Regions from separate parts of the Homo sapiens genome. Here region 1 is linked to region 2. A link is a contact called in ENCODE Hi-C data. All regions are on one chromosome and are shown on one strand. Each heading gives the region's core, a stretch centred on a gene start or an enhancer-like site at or near the end of the contact. The rest is flanking DNA. Distances are from core to core; before and after follow the strand shown.

The links. Hi-C counts contacts between places; a loop is a spot of excess contacts on that map.
Region 1: a loop to region 2 is called in a map of endothelial cell of umbilical vein, with 8 times the contacts of the local background. The contact joins the enhancer-like site here to the promoter of ADAMTS6 in region 2. A Hi-C loop is called at or near these places in 1 of 168 maps with a recorded cell type or tissue (endothelial cell of umbilical vein).

Annotation. Positions count from the first base shown.
Region 1 is chr5:66,847,830-66,852,804 of GRCh38, forward strand. The region is part of intron 3 of MAST4 (microtubule associated serine/threonine kinase family member 4); the gene reads left to right. Among named protein-coding and RNA genes, the nearest start is that of MAST4-AS1, 150 kb to the right of the region's middle. RefSeq lists an enhancer at 1,382-2,581. Within about 2 kb of position 2,187, at least 4 of the 41 ENCODE cell types and tissues checked have a DNase peak (open chromatin) inside an H3K27ac peak, as active enhancers do; they include endothelial cell of umbilical vein, where a contact is called at or near this core.
Region 2 is chr5:65,477,948-65,483,380 of GRCh38, forward strand. ADAMTS6 (ADAM metallopeptidase with thrombospondin type 1 motif 6) reads right to left here and starts at 3,973. Exons shown (of 25, transcript NM_197941.4): 1 at 3,396-3,973. RefSeq lists enhancers at 3,726-4,085, 3,853-4,352, 4,126-4,175.

The DNA.
Region 1 (4,975 bases), core at 937-3,436, 1.4 Mb after region 2:
AAAAAAAAAAAAAAGAAAAACCTTAACAGTAGCTCAAAGCTACACTGGGTGTATGAAGAAAGATTGTTTTAGGAAAATGGCAGTGCCGTGAAAGGTGAGGCCAAGACTTGGAAAGAAATCAAGTTCTTACAGCCACTGTAAGGCCACTGGATCAAATGTTGTCCTAAGCAAAACCTCTTGCTGGACTTTTGTGTTGCCCCAGTGGATAAATCCTTTATATTGTTTAAGTCACTGTGATTTGGGTATTTTGTTACTTGGAACAAAAAGTATCCTACTCTTTTGGGGTTTTAATTTGCTTACTATTTGCTTAAGATTTTTTTCTTTTGAATATTCAGAAATTTTTATTTTGGTGTCAAAGTAAATTTAGTGTATCCCCTTTCTAAAATGTCTTGCTTTTTTTCTTCTACAAAGTTTTCTTATTCTTTGTTATTTTACAATTAAAACATGCTTTATATGTAAATAATTTGTTTATGATGTTAGAAGAGGCAGAAAAAAGGCGATAAGGAATGCAAATTTATTTCAGTAACATTTGTCATAAAATACTAAGTTTTTTCTTCTTTGAAGGATTAGTATATTTGTGCTTTTACTCTGCTAACCTCTTAAAAGCAGGCAGGTTGTTTTTTTTGTTTGTTTGTTTACTAAGAATTACTAGGCATGACTTCACCAATGATCAGTTAGCCTCCGTTATTATAATTTTTTAACCTAAATGATTTGACAGTGATAAATAGCTGATGTGGCAAGTCTGCAAAAAGCTTTATATTGTTATTGCCTTTTATCACTTGTGCTCTAAATAATTGTTCTCATCTGTCGACTCTTAGATGCAGTTTTGTGAGGATTAGGATGTATGGAACAGAAAATCCCGCCTAGTGATTTTTTAAAATTCTCTATTTCTTTTCCTTCTTTTCTTCCTAGTTTTCTTCCTCTTCTCTCCAGTGTGTTTACTTATGAAAGTTGTACTCATGATTTAAGATCCAATTCCATAGACCCTCTTGCCAGACCACATGTATGTCTGTAGCTGCAGCATTTATACACATGGCACGAGCAGCTGGGATGTCTGGTGTGCTCATATCAGAAAACTCTGTCAAACATGTGGAGAGGATTGCCTTTTATGCTGCGTTCCCCAGCGTTATGCTCTTCCTGCATCATGAGTTAAAGCGATGGAATTTTGTCCAGGGTCAGAGCCTCTGCAAAACAGGAAACCTGTTGGACTCAGTGAAATAATGACTCTCAATATCCCCATTATGGATGATTAGGGGTGTCCTTGCTCTAGGTTTCCTTGACTCCTTTATGCATCTTTGTATTGTGATGAGGGGGTCATAAGCCAAACTGGGGTTCCATGTCTAGAGGCTGACCCTGTGGCATTGTTGCAGAGCTGATGGAAATTTTGGGGGGTTCTGTCTAGTTTTGTCCAGTTTGTTCTATTCTGGTTCATACCCCAATTCGAAGCTGAGGAAGCAGGCAGAAACTAGAGTCTATCAAGTCTTCGCTAAGGAAACATCTGTGCCCTCCTCCTGAGGAGTCTCTCCGTTTGTTGGCTGGTTCTCCTTCCTTCTGCATCCAGTTCCCTCCTCCTGTCTATTCTCCCCTCCACCTCCCCTTTCCCCTCTCTCTTTACCCTACTCCTCTTCTGCTTTCCTCCCCCCTTTTCTCTTCTCCTGTCCTTTTTCATTTACTCCATCTCCTCCTTTCCTGGAGTTCACTTGAGCATTTCTTTGCCCAGAGAAGTAAGCCAGGGTAAGGCGTTCCTTCTTCAGGGCAAGGCGTTCCTTCTGCAGACCACCATCACCTAGCCGAGCTCTGGTGAGAATCTGTGGAACTGCCTCTTGCCTGTCTCTTTCCACCCTGTGGGTCTGTAAACTTCTTAAGATCAAGAAAATTGTCTTGCCCCCGTTACATCCCCAATACATGGTCAATAAATATTTGTTATTTTCAAGGGCTGGAGTTAGCAGTTGATTTTAATTCTCTTTGTGTTTTTGAGCTGTTCCATTAGGAATCTATGTTATGTATTATTTTTATAATCAGGGCAGAAAGTTTAAAAAGAAATATAATTTGATAAAAGCTGTGTGCACAATAGAGGAGACTCTCTCAAGGTCTGCTTAGATGTTAATGGGGTCCTTGGCAAAAGCATATTACCTCACAGGCATGAGGCAATTATTTATAGTGGTTACATCAGCCAGAATAAAGATGATGAATTCTGGATTCTTGTCCCTGCACATCCTCTGACTCACTGCAGAATTCCAGGTAAAGAATTTGCCTGATTTGCCTTTTATTGCCTCTGTAACTCCTCCAGAGTTCAAGTTTAGAGCTTTTCTGTTAAAAAATAAAAAATAAAGCATTCTTTTGCCTCAACAGCTGAAGCCCGAGGTGCTTTAGAATTAGAGAATTGTAGAATTTTAAGTCTAGGAGAGAAACCTTCGATTTAATCTAGCTTCATTACTTCATCTTTCGGTTAAGAACACTGAATTTCAGAGAAATAAAATGAACTGAAGTTATCAAAATAGTGAATGTCAAAATCAAGGTGTTTTTGTTCATAGTTGTCAAACATTCCTTTGTTTGTTCGCTCTGTCTGTCTACACGTAGCCGATGCTTGAGTTCTTCTGTGTGGCCACATTGAACTACAGGTAGAGCATCTCTTATCTGAAAATCTGAAATTTGAAATGCTGTGAAACTGGAAACTTTTTGAATGCCAACATGATGCTACAAGTGGAAAATTCCATACCTGATCTCGTGTGTGGATTGGTCACAGTCAAACCACAGTCAGCCTGGTTTCATGTACAAAATTATTAAAATTACCTTCAGGATATGTGTATAAGGTGTGTAAGAAGCACAGATGAATCTCATGTTTAGACTTGGGTCTTTTCCCCAAGGTGTCTCATTATATGCAAATATTCCCAAATCTCCTGAAATTTGAAATACTTCTGGTTCTAAGCATTTTGGAGAAGGATTACTTAACCTGTATACTTTTTTTAAAAAAAGGAACTGGTTCTTGCCTAACAGAAATTACTCCATTTCAGAGTGTTCATTAATATCCTTCAGTGTGTCTTCTGATTCAACTTAAATTGCACAACCCTGACCCAAGATGTTGCCACCATTTTAAGCCTTTTTTTTTTTTTTTTGAAGAAAAAAATGCATACATTTGAGAAATGTGTTCTCTTATAATGGAGAGAGGGTTTCTCCTGCAAGTAGAGGCTGCTTAGGCAGTATTTACACTCGGTGCATGCCCAGCAACATTTCCCCATGGATGATAATGTCTTTTACAATTTCGAATGGTTTCAAAACATTTTCAAATCAAATGGGATTTTAGCACAATATTCCATCTTGGCCCTGTTTATTGTAAGAGCCATAATCTAATCTTATCTGTCTATTATGTCCAAACATTCTGTAATATTTCCCAAATCAACTACTTTGAAGTCTACACTCTCTATTTTCTGTCTGTCTGTCTTTGTATCTATCTATTCAAAGCCTCAGCAAAAAGGCTCAGAGAAGAGAAAAAGAGTTGGGTAGAGCATCTCCTTAACCAGGGTTTAATAGGAGGGTGGGCAGGAGCAGCCGTCTAATTTATTAGGCTGCTAGCCAATTTGAGGCAACCTCTTAGTAACAAATTTTTGTTACACAAAATTTAACACCTATGGCAAGAACCATAAGGATGCCTTGAGTAGCCTCAGATGCATTCTTTTTGTGTTGGTCATTGCTCTTAAAGGACAGTTTAATTCATGTGAGATACTGTTGCAGCTTGCTGTCCCTTTTATTCCTTAGGAAATGACTCTTCAGAGTCACCGTTTTCTTAATGTTTTAAAAACCTGTGCTATGTATCTAAATCCCTTTTTATTTTTATTAACACCACATATCAGTGGATTACTATAGTGCATGCACTTCTCTTAGTGGAGCCCCTATTTGTATCAGCGTTTCCTTGGTGCAGACTTCCTCCTGAAAATGAGCAGTAGCTAATTGTGGAATAATTCTTTTTGGGAACATTTTTGTCTATACCCTTCTTTTTGACTGTTTTCAGACTTGCTAAGTGTGCCTAATTTCATTGTGTTATTTATTTTAGAGCTAGATAGGTTTTGGAGGTTCCTTTAGTTTGATCCCCTTATTGTATAATCTGGCGAGGTTATCTGACATTAGCTAAACTCCCAGTATATTTAATGAATAGTAATTTCCATGAACAGTTTTAGTACTGGGTTCAATGTGGTGGACTATTTTGAAAATATATAATAATCTACCATGTTATAATGGAAGTTTACTAAATAGTAAATGTGATAGACACTGTATATATATAGATATATAAGCTGTAATCCTCAAAATAGCTAGGCATTATTAACTCCTTTTTCTTTTTGAGATGAGGTCTCACTCTGTCACCCAGGCTGGAGTGCCGTGGTGCAATCATGACTTACTGCAGCCTCAACCTCCCAGGCTCAGGTGGTCCTCCCACCACAGCCTGCTGAGTAGCTGGGACTACACGCATGCACTACCATGGGCTAATTTTTGTACTTTTTGTTGAGACGGGGTTTTGCCATGTTGCCCAGGGTGGTCTCAAACTCCTGGGCTCAAGCGGATCTGCTTTCCTCGACCTCCAAAAAGGCTGATATTACAGGTATGAGCCACCGTGCCTGGCCTATTAACTCCATTTTATAGAAGAGGAAACCGAGGCTCAGAGATGTTTGACAAATTCCCTGGACACCGTAACGCTTGTCTGTGTGGATACAAATCTGTATCTCCTTGGCTTCACAATTTGTACCATGGTCTGGCCCTTTCTTACCGCAAAATGATTTTGAGGGAGAAGTTGGGCTGGATTTTTGCACAACTGAAATTCATTTAGACTGTACTTTTGGCTACATTTTTCCCCCAAATTAGAAACACAGATAAATCTTTTGTATAGAAAATACCATTGCAATGCAAGTTCTCGGAGCTCCATTGTGTCAGTGGGTTTAAGTAAGTTACAGAGATAGTTGTCAGTAATCTTCAAAGGATATCC
Region 2 (5,433 bases), core at 2,723-5,222:
CAAAATCTTGTCTCTACTAAAAATACAAAATTAGCCAGGCGTGGTGGTGCGCACCTGTAATCCCAGCTACTCAGGGGGCTGAGGCAAGAGAATCACCTGATCATGGGAGGTGGAGGCTGCAGTGAGCCAAGATCACGCCACTGCACTGCAGCCTGGGTGACAGAGCGAGGCTCCGTCTCAAAAAAAAAACCAAACAAACAAAAAAGGAATTTAACTAAAATCAACACAACTAACAAATCTAACTGCTCTTAGTCACCTACACAATAAAAGTGAATGAGTTAACCCACTTTCTGACACCTGGTGGGGAGGTTAATCTGGACACCATAAATATGTAGAGGCTGTGACTTTTCAGATATAGTTTCCAAAGTTCAGACTAACATTGAAATACCAAACAGTTGTCCAAAAATCACAATGCATTGACCTTTTAAATTGTATAGCAGAAACATCATTATGTTGTGGAAAGCACAAAGGCTTTGAGTCCTGGCCTGACCCCCAGTTACTTAACCTCTCTGCATCTGCTTTCTAATCTATAAAACCATGATATTGATGTCTATCTCACAAAGACTTGTTAAGAGATTAGATTACATATGACGTAAAGTGTCTCTGTACTTTAAGCTAAATAATATTAGCCCTCCTTCCTTCATTATCTAACATCACTTTTCAAAGCCCTTCCTTCAAAAATAGTTTCATGTTCCTCTTTCCCTCAAAAATGTGAAATAATAGATATGATGATGGAGTCAATCAACTAGTTATATTGTCTTTTACAGCAAGGAGTTAAGAACTTTGGTCATGATAATGATACTTATAACTACTTTAAATTTGAAAACAGAACCAAAACGTCCATTTCACTTTGATTTCACATATGCTTTTCTCCCTAACACAAATGCACCAGGCAGTAAAGTTAAGGGATCATTTACCTGCTTCCATGGATCAAAGCTACACTACCTAAGAAGAAAAATGATGAGACAACTTGCACTATAGTGATTTCCTCAGTAGTCTGCCCTGATTGGAGGGTATTACTTGTCTTTTTTCCTCTATCATCTTTACTTCCCACTCAAGTGATCGGGGAGTAGCCAAGGTAATAATTTCCTCTTGTGAACTATTATTATGAAGCTAAAGAATGTGTATAATGTTCTTCTCAACTTCTTTCATCCATCTTAACTCTGGTTATTTATTTAAGGCTGATTTGGTCTCCATGGAAGAAACAACAATACCATGCTCCTTTCAGGTGTTTAATTTTTACATATGAAAATTAACTTCTTTCATTTCCATTTATTCTCTCACATTTATTATCACCTACTGTATGCTAAGGACACAATTAGGCTCTAAGTATAAAGGTTTCTAGATCATTTATAAAATTTGTGAGATTGGTTTCCAAGGAAAGGTGAAACTAAACACATAAATTACCCAAAACATATCTATCAAGCAAATGAGCTAAAAGCAAAAATACAAACCATGATTTATAAAACTCAAGCCCTAAATTACATGTAGTCTCACACTTTTTTCCAGATAGCAAGTAAATACACATTTTCTGTATTATAAATTTTTTCTCTTGAGCTTAGCTTGATAATCAACCATGTTTTTTGGCAGAAGCAAGAGAGCTATCCACCTCTTCCCCTCTTTTTCTCCCCACTACCCCCAACACATATTCCAAATATGCTGTTAACTATCTCTTAATATGGTAACTCCCTTCATTCACTCACTAAAGTCACAAACTTGATAAAATTTGGCATAAAGACCCATCCTAGTTACTACTACTAGTGATTACTAAGGAAAGAAAGAGGAAGTGCTAAGAGTAGACAAGAGTAGGAATTAATCTTACAGGTATTGGGACCAGACATAAGGAGTATTACAGTATTTTCAGTCTTCAGGCTAGAAGTTTTTCTTCTTGGGAATCACAAAAATATTAAGACCACTACACAGACTTCATTTGCAGCTGTGGCAAATGAATGAATTTGATTTGTTTGAAATCAACGTATTTGCCTCTAAATGCTATTCTTCAAAAATTCAAAACACTAACGATCACATTTAAGCACAGAATTAACATAAACCAGACTGCAGTTACCACTTTGCTGCAACACAAGAAAACAATTATCTCCAAAATTAATTTTCTTAATTTCTTTCAACTACACCAATTTTGTGTTACGTTTCTTTTCCTGTCATGAATTCTGAAAACTGTCATCCCCACATCTAAACATTTCAGTCTAATCAACAGAAACTAAAAAGAAAGAAAAAAGAACAGAAAATTAGTCCACGACACTTGAACATAAAAAGAACATGTTGAAAATCACACTCAAGTGTCTCTTTTAAAGTTCCAAGCAATGGTTCAGTTTCCCTTTTTCTCTCTGCTCTGCACACCCTCACCTCCCCCCGCCCCCACCATTCCACTTCGCCCAGACAGAGGGTAACAGTCTGAGCTGCCCTGGTTGAGTTGATCCTAAAGTTAACATTCAGCAGCCCATTTCCAGACAGCAGCGCTAAATCTATTTGGATAAAACGCGTGTGACCCAGACAGTTGGCATCTGGCCCAAACGCGTTGCACCGGCAGCTCAAATAAAAACAAGAGTAAGAAACTCACTCTCTTGTTCCCTCTCAGTGCGCTTTCTCAATCTCTCGCTCACTTTTCCTCTAGTACAGGGAAAGAAAGCATCAAAGACAGGAATTGTAGCACATATTATCAGAAAGAGGCTTCCCAATACCCCATTCCTGCACTCTCACTCTCCCTCCTCAATCCCTGAACTTTGGTCCCATACACCATATATACAGACCTACCCCGATAAACAAGGCTCCGGAGGGTTATGAGTCTAGCACGTCCCAAGTGGCCAAAAGTAAATCAAAAACACACGTTTCCATCTCTTTGATTAGCCTATTAAGAGCTTAACATGTCCTAGAGCATCGGGGCTACAGCTAGCACATTAATGCTACCCTCTGAGCCCAGGCATAAAATATGCACTTGTCTGAAGACTTAACGACACTGACATGAAACTACAAAATGCATAAGACTTTTCTGTAAGAAAACTGGAAATCAATTTAAAACACACACATCATTATTACCTTCCGGATTACTATTTGGTGATCAGTTAAAAGATTACAATAATCATAATCAAGTCCACTTCACAAAACATGTATTGTATATTCATAAAATAAACGTATTTTTTTTGCATCATAAAATAACTGCAAGTCCCAGAATTCTACAACCCCCGACAAGTCTGGAGTTAAAAAGATATCTATTTGTAAAATGAGTTCAGTCAAGCTCACTCATTGCCATTAAAAAAAAAAAAAAAAACACACACACAGAAAAAAAGTTTTCTAAGCGTTATTCGGAAGACAAGCAAAGCACAAGTTGTTGGTTTAAAAAAAAAAAGCTCCATTGAATATTGTTAAGTCTTCCTTACCGTTTTCATCTTCAAATTCTGATAAAAAGTAAGTTTCAGACAATAGAGATTGCACTGGACGACTCACGTACTCCCTCTCCTCTCTAACTTTTTTTAATTTTTTTTATTTTTTTATTTTTTGCCCCCCTTTGCAAAGCCACACCAGCCAGTTATTCTGCAGCCAGAATAAAACCCTATGGTCTGGCTAACCCGGGCTTTAGAGAACTGACTTTCCGATTTGGCAGAATAAGAGATGCCTTCAATACATCTAGGCTATCACTCTGAGATGCTGCCTTTGCAAACCCCCTTTCTCTCCCTCCCCACCCCCCAAAAAAGGAAAGGAAAAGAAAGAAAAGACGGGAAAAAAGACTTATTGGGGGTGGAAGTGGTGCCCTCTCTTCCTGGAAAGCTTAGTGCCTTTGCTATGCAAATAACATGTGCAGAGCATCAAAAGGTATCAGGAGAAAAGAAGACAAGAGGAGCAGGAAGGGCAGCAAAGTTTTGTTGAAGTAGCCCTAGATCTCACTACCGGCCCCCAGCCAACTTGAATTGCAGCAGGAGAAAATTTTGGCAGCTTTTCCTCGGAGGCAGAGCACACTGACGTCAGTCTGCAGATGTGCCTGGGCTGCGTCGGGTGCGCATGTGTCCTGGGTCGTCACGTGGAGGGGGAGGGGAGGTAGAGGTACAATCGGGGTAACCAACTACCAGCCATTCAGAAGGGCTTAGACAATGTCAACTTTTCCACACTGTGAATGAGAGAAATTCTGGCCTCTCTAACCTCTCTGTCCTATCTCATTCCGCCTCTTTTCCTCCTCCTCCTCTAAACTCTCTTAGAAATTCTAGCCTGGTTTGCTATTAGTTGTTTCTTGGAAAAATGAAGGGGGAGGGAGAAGGATGAATGACTTTAGATGGACTAATGTCACTGTTAAGATCTCTGGTGTCATTCTCCGTGTAATTTTATTTTTAAAATCCACACAATCAAAATGTTAAAACTTGCACGCAAACAGTGCCTCTGAGGAAACTTAAAGCTTAGATTCGTGCAGCAGGCACAAGACTCAGTAGCTACAAGTGTACAAAATGCCTGTGTTTTATACATACTTCAGCAAGTAAGGTTAGCACCAAAAGGGAAAGTAAACTAAAGTAAACTAATACCAGCACATTTTCCATTTGATTATCGACTTCAGGTTATGTGGAGCTTTAAAAGAAGAAGAAGAAGAAAAAAAAAAAGTAGGGGAGGAGGGAGCGGGGGAAGGAAGAGAGAAGCTTGCATTATTTCCAGATGAGGGTGAGACTGGATGGTGTTTTAAAGTGCAACCGGGAAAAGCCACAAGTGGAGTGTATTTTTTTAAGTCAGTCCATTGAATGAAACTTCAATGACTGCCCAAATGAAAATAAATCCGAAGTAGGACCCCACCACCAAAAAAAAAAAGGAAGGGAAAAAAACAGGAACCCTGCTGCGATCTCAAGATAAACAAACAAAACCTCAAAACTGGTTCTTCAACCTTCCCAATCCCACCCTCCCTCCCCCCTACACACAAGCTGCCAGTCCAGACTTTAAGGATAAAATACCGCTACAATGTAGCACTTTCACTTTCATTTGCTGAGAATGAAAGCCGCTGGGGAGAAAATGCCCAGTGTTTTCCATGTCCTAAGCAAGCAAACAAAGTCTGGCACATACATCGGAAACAGGAAAAAATGTGAAAATAGCTCAGGACAAATGTTGCCTTTCAACGGTGTAATCTGCTGCATCATTTATCTGTCTCTACCATTGAGTGTAGAATAGGGAGCTGTTTAAGAGTTTCCGAGGTTGGGGGCAGGGGAAAATTGACGCCTTGAAATTCCAGCCCTTAGTTAATGCCAAGTCAATTTCCGATGGTGAGAACCAGAAAGGAGAACTGGACCGGAGGGAAGGGGGTAGGAAGGATGATCTTTCTGAATACCAGCTCTTAAATATCAAGCTTCTGCTAACATTATTGCCCATTTGATTTTTTTTTTTCTTCCTACGCCGGAGGTAGTAGGTGTAATTCTTCTGGTGAATCTATGAATAGTTGGCTAAAAG